Regions from separate parts of the Homo sapiens genome. Here region 2 is linked to region 1. Evidence: read pairs that join two places in POLR2A ChIA-PET (ENCODE). Cell type or tissue: OCI-LY7. All regions are shown on one strand. Region 1 overlaps ARID1B (AT-rich interaction domain 1B). Region 2 overlaps ARID1B (AT-rich interaction domain 1B).

Region 1 (5,000 bases):
GAAAGGCACCGAGGAGCAGTGGCCGCATGGCCCATGGGACCCGAGCAGCTGAACAGGTGAAGTACGGTTTTGCCCCACACCCTGGGGCCGGCCCTGTAGAAGCTGACCTGGTGGCCGGAGGGTGCCTGAAGAGCTCTTCTGAGCCCAGACTGGGACTTAAACTTCCTTCTGTAGGCCTTCGGGAGGCATTTTCTGAGCACTTGTATTTGAGGAAGTCAGCAGCATTGACCGCAGTGCAGGTGTCTGCCATCGGATCAGGAGGAAGGGGATGGACTGGGTGATGATTTGGGCTTTGGTGATGTGTCAGACGTGCACAGATTGTAGAAGAGATAATGAGTTGTGTGGGGTGGCTCTGAGCAATCTCATTTGGGTGCTCTCCTTCGGTGAGGTGGGGGCCCAAGGGAGAAGGAACAGGTCTGTGGGGTCATTTGGGAGAGTCATTTCTTGACCCGATGAGTGCAAGGCACTCTCTCCAGAGGTCCAAACATTAAGGATGCAGTTAAGGACCTCCTGTAGAGATTTGGGAATCACCACCAAGCAGGGGGCCACATGGAGTCCTTGGGGTACAGACACTTGAGGGGCCCCCATTCTTAAAGGACAGGGAGAAAGAGAAGAGCCGGTAGAGGATCCTTAAAGAACATAATCTGGCAGGCGGGCCCCTTCACCTGGCTTGCCAGCCAGCCTGTAGGCTTCTGGTAATGCTTGATGATAAGGAGTGTGGCTTTGCCTTCACACCTGTGGAAGAGAATTTTTCATTTTCGCATTTCTTACTTATTCATGTTACTGGAATTGATGTTTTAGAAGTGTTCCACGTATAAACTACTTAAGATTATAATTTTTCAAAAGAGAATTTAGGGGAATATATGAAGCCCAGGATAAAACCTTAAAAAGCTAAAATTATATTCAATCCCTTATTATGTGATAGTGTTTGAAGCTTCCAGTTGTCTCTAGTGTACAGTTATTATAGAAATGAAGAGATATCCATCACTTTCAGTTACTCCAGCCTAGTGCTCATAAGCTAGCTCTGCAAATGACTTCAGTTTTTGTTTCCTGGTAGGAAAAAACGAGGTAACAATAGCAACTATCTTGTGGTGGTGTCGTTAGGATGAACCGTGCACACTACCTCTGTGCACAGTACCTGTCACAAGTCCCCTCTTGCGAATATGAGCTGTCAGTGGGGCTTTCCTGAGGTGGCAAGGGCTGAGCATGCCATCCTTGATGTGCATGTTGTATGGATTTATATCGCTTTCCTTTTGGAAATGATATTTGAAATTCATCTACACACAGAAAGTGGAGGGAGGTCAATAATATGCCAAATGTCTGAAGCCTAGGGATGATTTCACGAACTGTGGCAGGCTGTGTGGCCACCAGGCATCCTCTCTGTGGAAGTGGTCGCAGCCACCTCTCCCCCACCCTCACATGTTGGGGATAGGCTTCTGTTTCCCTTTTACGATTTGGAATTGGTGATAGGGAATTTCCAAAGCACAAAGAGAAAAGGATCAAGAAATTATTGAGACTACTCAAATCGTCATTCATTCCCTCATTCTGAATTATTGCAAGATAATAACAATGTGGCCATCTTAACTCTCTTCCTAGCATATCTATACTTGATGTGAGGATTGGAAAAACTTTTCTTAAATAACATGACAGTTATCACTTATTCCAGATCCAGACACCATGGAGGCTCTGTTGCATTTTGTTTCTGACCTGACGCTCTTTGTTGGATTTTGCTGGCATCTAGAGGCCTCCTCACTGACCTCTTACTAGGTGCCATTGCCATTTGTTTGTCAAGGACCAAGGTGCTCCTTTCCCTCCTCCATTCCTCCATCATCTGTTAGTTTATAGTCTGTATGCTCTTAAATTCTTTTTTTTTTTGGTTACTGTCTACCTATCTTCCCACTCATCCCCTGCTCTGGTTTTGCTACTTTTTATGATGTAGTTTGACACCTGGAGTAAGTTTTGTTCTATTCCAGAATGATGGACTGTAAGTGTAAATTGATACTTCCTTTGTTAAGAACAATTTGCCAGTATATATTAACATTTCAAATGTAGCAATCTGATACAGTTTGGATCTGTGTCTCCACCCAAATCTCATGTCTAATTGTAATCCTTAATGTTGGAGGTGGGGCCAGGTGGGAGAGGATTGGATCATGGGGGCGGTTTCTCTTGAATAAGGTTTCAGACCATCCTCTTGGTGCTGTTCTCGTGATAGTGAGTGAGTTCTCATGAGACCTGGTTGTTTAAAAGTGTGTAGCACCTCCCTGCTCTCTCCCTTGCTGCTCCCACTGTGTGAGCCACCTCACTCCCCTTTTGCCTTCCACCATGATTGGAAGCTTCCTGAGGCCTCCTCAGAAGCAGAAGCTGCCATGCTTCCTGTACGGCCTGCAGAACTGTGAGCCAATTACACCTGTTTTCTTTATAAATTATGCAGTCTTAGGTATTTCTTTATAGCAGTGTGACAATGGACATATACAACCCTTTGACAGAAATTTCACTTGTAAAGATTGATGCTACAGAGATTTTCATGTGAAGATATATGCGTAAGGATGCTTACTATAGTGCTGTATGAAGAACGGAAGACTGGAAACAACCTAAATGTACATCAATAAGTGACTGGTTAAATACGTTACTCCACCTACAAATAATGCAATGTTGTGTGGCCATAAAAAAAAAGAATAAAGTAGATATTTAGTTGCAGATATAGAATGAGCTCTACAATATATTAAGAGGCTGAACAACGTGCTGTTTACAGAAAATATGCTCTAGTTGTATATAAAGGAAAAAGGATTTAAATTCACATTTAAACTTGGTAACACATTGAAAAATTGCAGAAAGGTAAATAAAAAAATCCAAAGCTAGGCCAGGCAGAGTGGCTTATGCCTGTAATCCCAGCACTTTGGGAGGCCAAGGCGGGCAGTTCACAAGGTCAGGAGATAGAGACCATTCTGGCCAACACAGTGAAACCCCATCTCTACTAAAAATACAAAAAATTAGCCAGGTGTGGTGGCACATGCCTGTAGTCCCAGCTACTCGGGAGGCTGAGGCAGGAGAATCTCTTGAAACCGGGAGGCAGTGCTTGCAGGGAGCCGAGATTGCGCCCACTGCACTACAGCCTGGACTACAGAGCGAGACTCAGTCTCAAAAAAAAAAAAAAAAAAAAAAAATTCAAAGCTTATACCATGGGAATGTTTTCCCTTTTTAATTTTTTAAAAAGTGTCTTTGACGTTTTGGTTATTCTGCATTTTATTCAAAGTTACATATTGCTATTTGGATTTTATTCATTTCCTAATGAAAGAAAACAGAAGCACTCCTGCTCCTGGCCTTTCTACTAGGCCCTTGTAATAGTTATCTTTACCCTTTCCTGTAGTAGAAGTGGGATACTAGTGTTTTCCTCCTGGTCATGTTTCATTTCATACTGTGATATGTTCAAGTACCTCGCAAAGGGAATAAGCCCATAGTAGGCATTCAGTCAGCGTCTACGACATTTGTTACAAGAGGCCTGGGCACAGTGGCTCATTCCTGATTTTCAGCACTTTGGCAGGAGAATCACTTGAGGCCAGTAGCTGGAGACCAGCCTGGGAAGTATAGTGATACCCCATCTCTCAAAATATTAAAAAAATAAATAAATTAGGCCGGGCACGGTGGCTCACGCCTGTAATCCCATCACTTTGAGAGGCCGAGGCAGGCTGATCACTTGAGGTTGGGAGTTTGAGACCAGCCTGACCAACATGGAGAAACCCCATCTCTCCTAAAGATACAAAATTAGCAAGGCATGGTGGCGCATGCCTGTAATCCCAGCTACTCGGGAGGCTGAGGCAGGAGAATCGCTTCAACCCGGGAGGTGGAGATTGCGGTGAGCTGAGATTGCGCGATGCACTCCAGCCTGGGCAACGAGAGCAAGATTCCGTCTTAAAAAAAAAAAAAAAAAAAAAAAATCAGCCAGGCATAGTGGTATGTGCCTGTAGTCCTAGCTACTAGGGAGGCATGGGTGGGCTGAGGCAGGAGAATTGCTTGAGCCTGGGAGTTAGAGGCTACAGTGAGCTATGATTAGGCTGAGCCACAGATCGAGACCTTGTTTCTTAAAAAAAAAAAAAAGGGGGGGGGCGGGGTGAAGAAATACCAAACTGAAAATTTCTGAAACAAATGTGTAATTACTACTACGCTAAACTTTTTTCACACCTTTGTTTGTGAGTCAGTTTCCCTTTAACCTTTGACTCGTAACATAAAGAAGGTTAAGGCCAGAGTCCATCAATGGTTAAAAGATTGTGAGTGAGATGTAGAAAAACAGTACTGATGAATTCTGAAAGGGGAAACCTCATTTCCATTGCCTGGTTCTTGTGCATTGCAGTATTACCACAATATGGCATTCTATACAGCAGATAAATGTAATTATTTATATGTGTATATTGGTTTACACACTGGTGTTCACTGGCTGCTTAAACTTACAAATAACCAAAGATGGCAGTAATGTTTTAAAGTGTAAAGCTGTGCTTCTTTGTTTATAAAATATGATGCTGAACATATTCTTTATTTTCTGATACTGTCATTGCCTTTTTACTGTGTATTTGCTCTTCTTGAGATGAAAATAAGTATGTACCAAAAAATAAATATAGCTTTTTAAGATGAAAAAGCTCAAGTTTCTTATGGAATATTTTTATATCATTATTAAAACAGCCAAACAGACTTTATAGTCCCACTGTAAGTTATATGTAGTTGTTGATTGTTCTAGGTTTAAACTTGGCACCTTTTCTATGTGCTCCCTTATTAAATTAATACTTATGTTCAAACATAAGCTGAGGCAGAACACGTTTCCTTTTCAATAGTTCTCACTAAATTTTGTTTTGATTTTATTTCCAACTGTACTTAATAGCTGAAAGCTTCTTGTGGTTAGGAATAGTATTTGAGATTTTGGTGGCATCTAATTATTTTGAACTTTTAAAGCCTTAAAGAGTGAAATATAAGGCCACAATACATTTTTCTGATAGCTTTCATAGTCTGTT
Region 2 (5,000 bases), 79 kb before region 1:
AATTAATTCATAGAGAGAAGCATCTGCATTTACGTAGTCTAAAAGAGTCAAAATTTAAACACCTCTTTGTGTAAATCGTTACAGTCTTTGCATGTTTTTCTGTCCCAGAGAGCAGACAATCACATTCATTTTCTCCTTCTTTTCTTGTTCATTACTAGATGGAAGGGGCAAAAGAAGAAAAAGACAAATATTTGGGTGCTTTTCTGTGCTGGGGAGGATAGCTTTTTTGGTTTTCTTTTGTTTTTAAAGCCCTTAAGGACCGTAGTTGGTAAGCCAATTGTCACAGTTTGGGTGGACCCTAAGGAGGGGAAGCCGTGTCATTGGCCCTGACACTGATTATTGAAGGACAATTGTTCACTTTCTCTCTCGGATTAAAAATGCATGAAAGCACCTTTTTGACACCGGGCTTTCTGAAACCCAGTGCTGTCTTTTTTTGTAATACTCCTGTGGATGTTTTTGCACAAAGTGGCACCTGTTAGAGCTGGAAGTGTTCTTGCACGGCTGTCTTTGATCTAGTAGCCCTGGACAACTTTAAGCACATAGTTACTAGATGCAGGCCCGCCCAGCCCCGGGAGAGCATATCTGGCTTGCACGTATTTAAGGTGATGTGCAGAAGAGAACTGGACCAATTGACAGGCTGCACTGTACACAATTACTGTGTTTCCCATTTGAATTATCACTTCATTTCTGAAAATGGAAAAGATGGGACGGAATGATAGGAAGTTTTGAGAATGCTACAATATATGATTAAATTGGAGACTCTTTTTGACTGGACAATATGAATCTGTATTTTTATTATTGCATTTTGGGTGATTTTGGACGCCAGTATTCTTATTTAGGATTGAATTCTCACATGAAATTGTGTAAATATTTTTCTTTTTGAGGACCTATTTCTAAAATTAAGCGGCTTTTTTGAATTTGTATTTTGAATTCCTAATTTTGTAGGCTATGCCACTTTTAAGACATAAGTGCCTAAAAGGATGAAAAGTAATAGAAAGTAGAATGGGGAAGTGGAAACACTGGAATCACCCCTTGCACTGAACGCATAGTAATTTTTAATGATCACAGAGTGGCTCTTCGTTGTAATTAGTGTAATTTCTCAAACAAGCATTTAATGTATAGGCAGTTTAAGCATTTTTTTCTTTCTGAAAATATGTTAGACTAATATTCTTTCAGAATTTCTTCTGGGAAGAAAGAATTGTCTATTTAAATTTTACTAAGGTTACCTTTTGAAGACCACTAACCTGGTTGAAGCAGTTAAACTTGCTATCCGTTCTTTGAAACCACATTGAGTGAGAAAATTAAAAAGGAAAATGGCTTAAATATTTTCCCCTTGACAGGAGAAATGATAAGTATTTACTGTAAAGTGTCCAGATAATGTAAAGGAATATGAAAGTCACAAAAATTCCCCCATCATCTTTCCACTCACAGATAACAAGTGGTTGTATGAAGGGAACGAGGTGCTTCATTAATCTTTGAACCTTGCGTATTTGTCCCGTATTTATTAACAGCATTGGGCAGTGTTTTTGAATGTTCTGTGTGGTTATATTATTTATTACCGTGGGGGAATGAGCCAGGTCTGGCTCTTTGAACACTGCTAATTTACATGAAGAAAATGTCCCCAAGGAGGAGACTTAACTAGGGAAAGACTCAGTTACCTTGGCCTCTCTCTGTGTGTGCCAGAGCCCCCCTGCAAGCACTAGGGGCTGCTTCTAGAAAGGGGACCCAGATCTTAAGACTTCGAGGAGGAAGATACCCTATTTGTTCTCCAAGACCATTCAGTCGTGAAGGGTTCAACTTGTTCCGGGTTATTTATTTAGCATTCTCTATTTTCTGCTTTGCTTTTGACACTCCAATGTTTAATTGTATATTTAGGAAATAACAATGAAGAGTACGTTTTTAAAAAGAAGAATGTTTTCTGGAAGGGATTTCCCCCCACTTTTGGACAGTGAGTTAGACTCCTTCTGAAGCCTCTGGATCTAGGTTATTACAGGGTTTGTCTTCTTGAAGCTGGAACTGTCCAACTGTTGTGCTATTTCAGACCTGGCCTGTCTTTCACTTTCAAGCTCCAGAAATAATTTATAGCTGTAGGGTGTCAGGAGTGGGTTTGAACTGGGCCTGCCCAACGTAACATGGAATTGTGCACAGATTGTTAAAATTACTATTTCTGCATTCAAATGACTAAGTACAGTAAACTTTTTACTGGCACAGTTAATTTATTTGAATATTTATTGGTCGAGTGCTTCACGTAGAAGACTAACATAATGAAAAAGCCCAGCACATACTCAGAGCTGATTTGGCTTTTTAAAAGATTCTAGGCTTGAATATAGCTAGCTAAATGGTCTTTAGCAAATTGACTGGCAGTAAATTGATCCCTGTGGACTGTGGCTTGAATCAGCCTCTCATTCTTTAAAGGTATTATGGAGATATTGTTATCTCAGCGCAAGGCTGGTCTAGAAAAGGGATGCTTTCAGTACAAATACTTGTTACTTACATATTTCCTTCCTAACTGGGTAAAGTTATATTTCTATTCTTTACCTCTCGCAAGAGCATATAGGGACTTCGAATCAGAATATTTTGTTCAATTGTAATAGCCTTCACAAATTTAGTTTGTTTCTGTGTTTAAGTCTCTTTTGACTTAAAAAAAAAAATTTGAGGCCGGGCGCAGTGGCTCACACCTGTAATCCTAGCACACTGGGAGGCCGAGGTGGGAGGATTGCCTGAGGCCAGAAGTTTGAGACCAGCCTGGGCAGCATAACGAAACCTCCCTGTACAGAAAAAATTTTTAAAATTAGCAGGGCGTGGTGATGTGCACCTGTAGTCTCAAGCTTGAGCGGTTGAAGTGGGAGGACCCTTTGAGCTCAGGAGTTTGAGGTTACAGTGAGCTGTGATGAGGCAACTGCACTCCAGCCTGGGCAACAGAGCAAGAAGACTCTGTTTCCCTGTCTCTTAAAAAAAAAAAAAAATTAAGAGCCAGTGATTTGGACCTTCATTAATTCAGTGTTTTCATTGACTTACTCATATGACTATTCCAACCAGAAGGATGTAATTTTTCCCCCTCTGAGCCCCCAATTTTACCATTAGCAGATGTTTTTCCAAAACTAACCACAAGGAAGCATGTCAAGACTAACTCAGAGGATTATACAGAGGATTAAACTATGATTTAATTACAACAGTGGGCTCTCTGGCTCTATTAATAGCTAATGACTTGTATTATATTTTCCCGTGCCTGTGAACTCTATGCTATTTTAGACCTTTCAGATATTAGCGACCCCAGCTACAGCTATCTTACTTACTCTGAAAGTAGGAGCCTCTCGTTTCATGTTTAGTTTTGTTTTATAACTTAATATTTCTTCCTCCTTCACTTAATTGGGAGAGCAAAAGGTTTACTAAACAAACAGGTTTGAAAACCCAAAGCTTCCCTCATGTCTTGGTGAGCTTGCTGTGAAGTGGAGTAGCCTGTTATAATGCTGATAGGGATAATGGCTGGAAGCTTTGTGCTTCCTTAAGGAATGTGCTACATGCATCATTTGCACATACAGTGATCGGTTTGACTGGTGGAATTACTAAGACCATGGTATAGGGTGGTACTTTAAAATCTTACAGTGCTTAAGGACTGGATTAGGAATTAGGACTTAAGAATTCTAGGTTTAACTCTGTGCTTTAAATCTTACTTAACACATTGGGATTATAGTACTTAAGTATGCCTGTATTGAAATGTGTTGTGAGACTAGATGAAAGTCTATGTAAAAATGAATTTGAAATATTTGGATATATTCTTTAAAACAATCTTATTGTGTGTTTTTATTCAGAGCCCTAGAGTTGTCCTGAGGATGAGTATTTTCCCACCGCGGGCATGAAAATGGATCCTAATGGTAGACCCAGTCCTCTAGGGTGGTCAGTTTGAGGCCCAAGCTTCCTTTCCAGGGAGGCAGTGGCTTAACCTGGGTCACCCTGTAGGAGCAGTAGCTGGAGGCTGCAGGACAGGTGCTTTTTTCTCCTCCCACGTGTGCTTTTTGTGGTGGAAGAGGGGGCAAGGTGTAGAAATGTCTGACTCTGATTCCTCCATCTGCCAGCACAGCTTCTCTTGTTCTCTGTGGTCTCACCTTTATGGCACAGTACTCTTTCCTATTTGTCTTTGAGCTCTGAGGCTCAGCCCTAACCTCGAAGAGATGGCTTCTGCATCTGTCAGATGGGTCTCATAGTATTACCTGCCTCCATACGTTTTGTTTTTAGTTTTGTTTTAAGATAAGGCCTTGTTCTGTTGCCCGGACTGGAGTACAGTGGCACGACCACGGCTCACTGCAGCCTAGGACTCCTGTGTTCAAGTGATCCTCCCACCTCAGCCTCCTGAGGAGCTGGGACCACAGGCATGTACCACCATGCTGGCTAATTTCATTTTTTGTGGAGATGGGGTCTCACTATGTTGCCCAGTCTGGTCTCGAACTCCTGGGCTCCAGTGATCCCCCACTTTGGCTTCTCACAGTGCTGGGATTACAGGTATGAGCCACACTGTGCCCAGCCCTCCATAAATTTTTGTGAGGTTAAATGAGGTGATACTTGTAAATAATTTAATGTTTTCACTCACTAAAAAACAAACTTTTTTTGGTGAGAACGTTATGAATGTTTTCATAAAACATGTCGTTCTTCAGGGAGTTGTGAATTGTGACATTAACAATTTCCTTTTATCAACCAAAGCTAGCTACTAGTACCTGTTCCTACCCCCTCCTCTTTCTGTTTTTCTGGCAGGGGGCACTAAGGAACGAACGGAATTGCCAGGGTGAGCTGGAATGAGCTTGAAAGGCTGTTTTCCTTGGTTTTGAGTGATTATTGACTTGTACTTGGGGACTTTCTGTGGAATTCAGAAAATTAAGGTTTCTTATGACCCATAACCTGAGGCAGTTCAGGAAGCCCTTTGGGGCTGTGAAGCAGGGGTAGGGGCTTGTCCTGGAGCAGAGCACGGAAGATTCAGGTGTCTGCTTGGTTCCTCCAGGCTCTGG

Evidence for each region. ChIA-PET counts read pairs that join two places held together with the same protein. Peaks named below come from ENCODE experiments on the same cell type or tissue, not always from the same donor. Only the 100,000 strongest peaks of a DNase experiment are listed, where the experiment ranks them.
Region 2: POLR2A ChIA-PET joins it to region 1 with 12 read pairs; 5 of 35 experiments call an interaction of 5 or more read pairs at or near these places.

Annotation. Positions count from the first base shown.
Region 1 is chr6:156,928,051-156,933,050 of GRCh38, forward strand. All of the region lies in intron 3 of ARID1B (AT-rich interaction domain 1B), which reads left to right. Among named protein-coding and RNA genes, the nearest start is that of MIR4466, 150 kb to the left of the region's middle. In OCI-LY7, no CTCF peak of the experiment used is centred here; no DNase peak of the experiment used is centred here; H3K27ac peaks cover 361 bases.
Region 2 is chr6:156,849,510-156,854,509 of GRCh38, forward strand. All of the region lies in intron 2 of ARID1B (AT-rich interaction domain 1B), which reads left to right. Among named protein-coding and RNA genes, the nearest start is that of MIR4466, 72 kb to the left of the region's middle. RefSeq lists enhancers at 2,874-3,571, 3,572-4,267. In OCI-LY7, no CTCF peak of the experiment used is centred here; DNase peaks (open chromatin) are centred at 492, 1,712, 2,042 and 2,842; H3K4me3 peaks cover 3,595 bases; H3K27ac peaks cover 3,266 bases.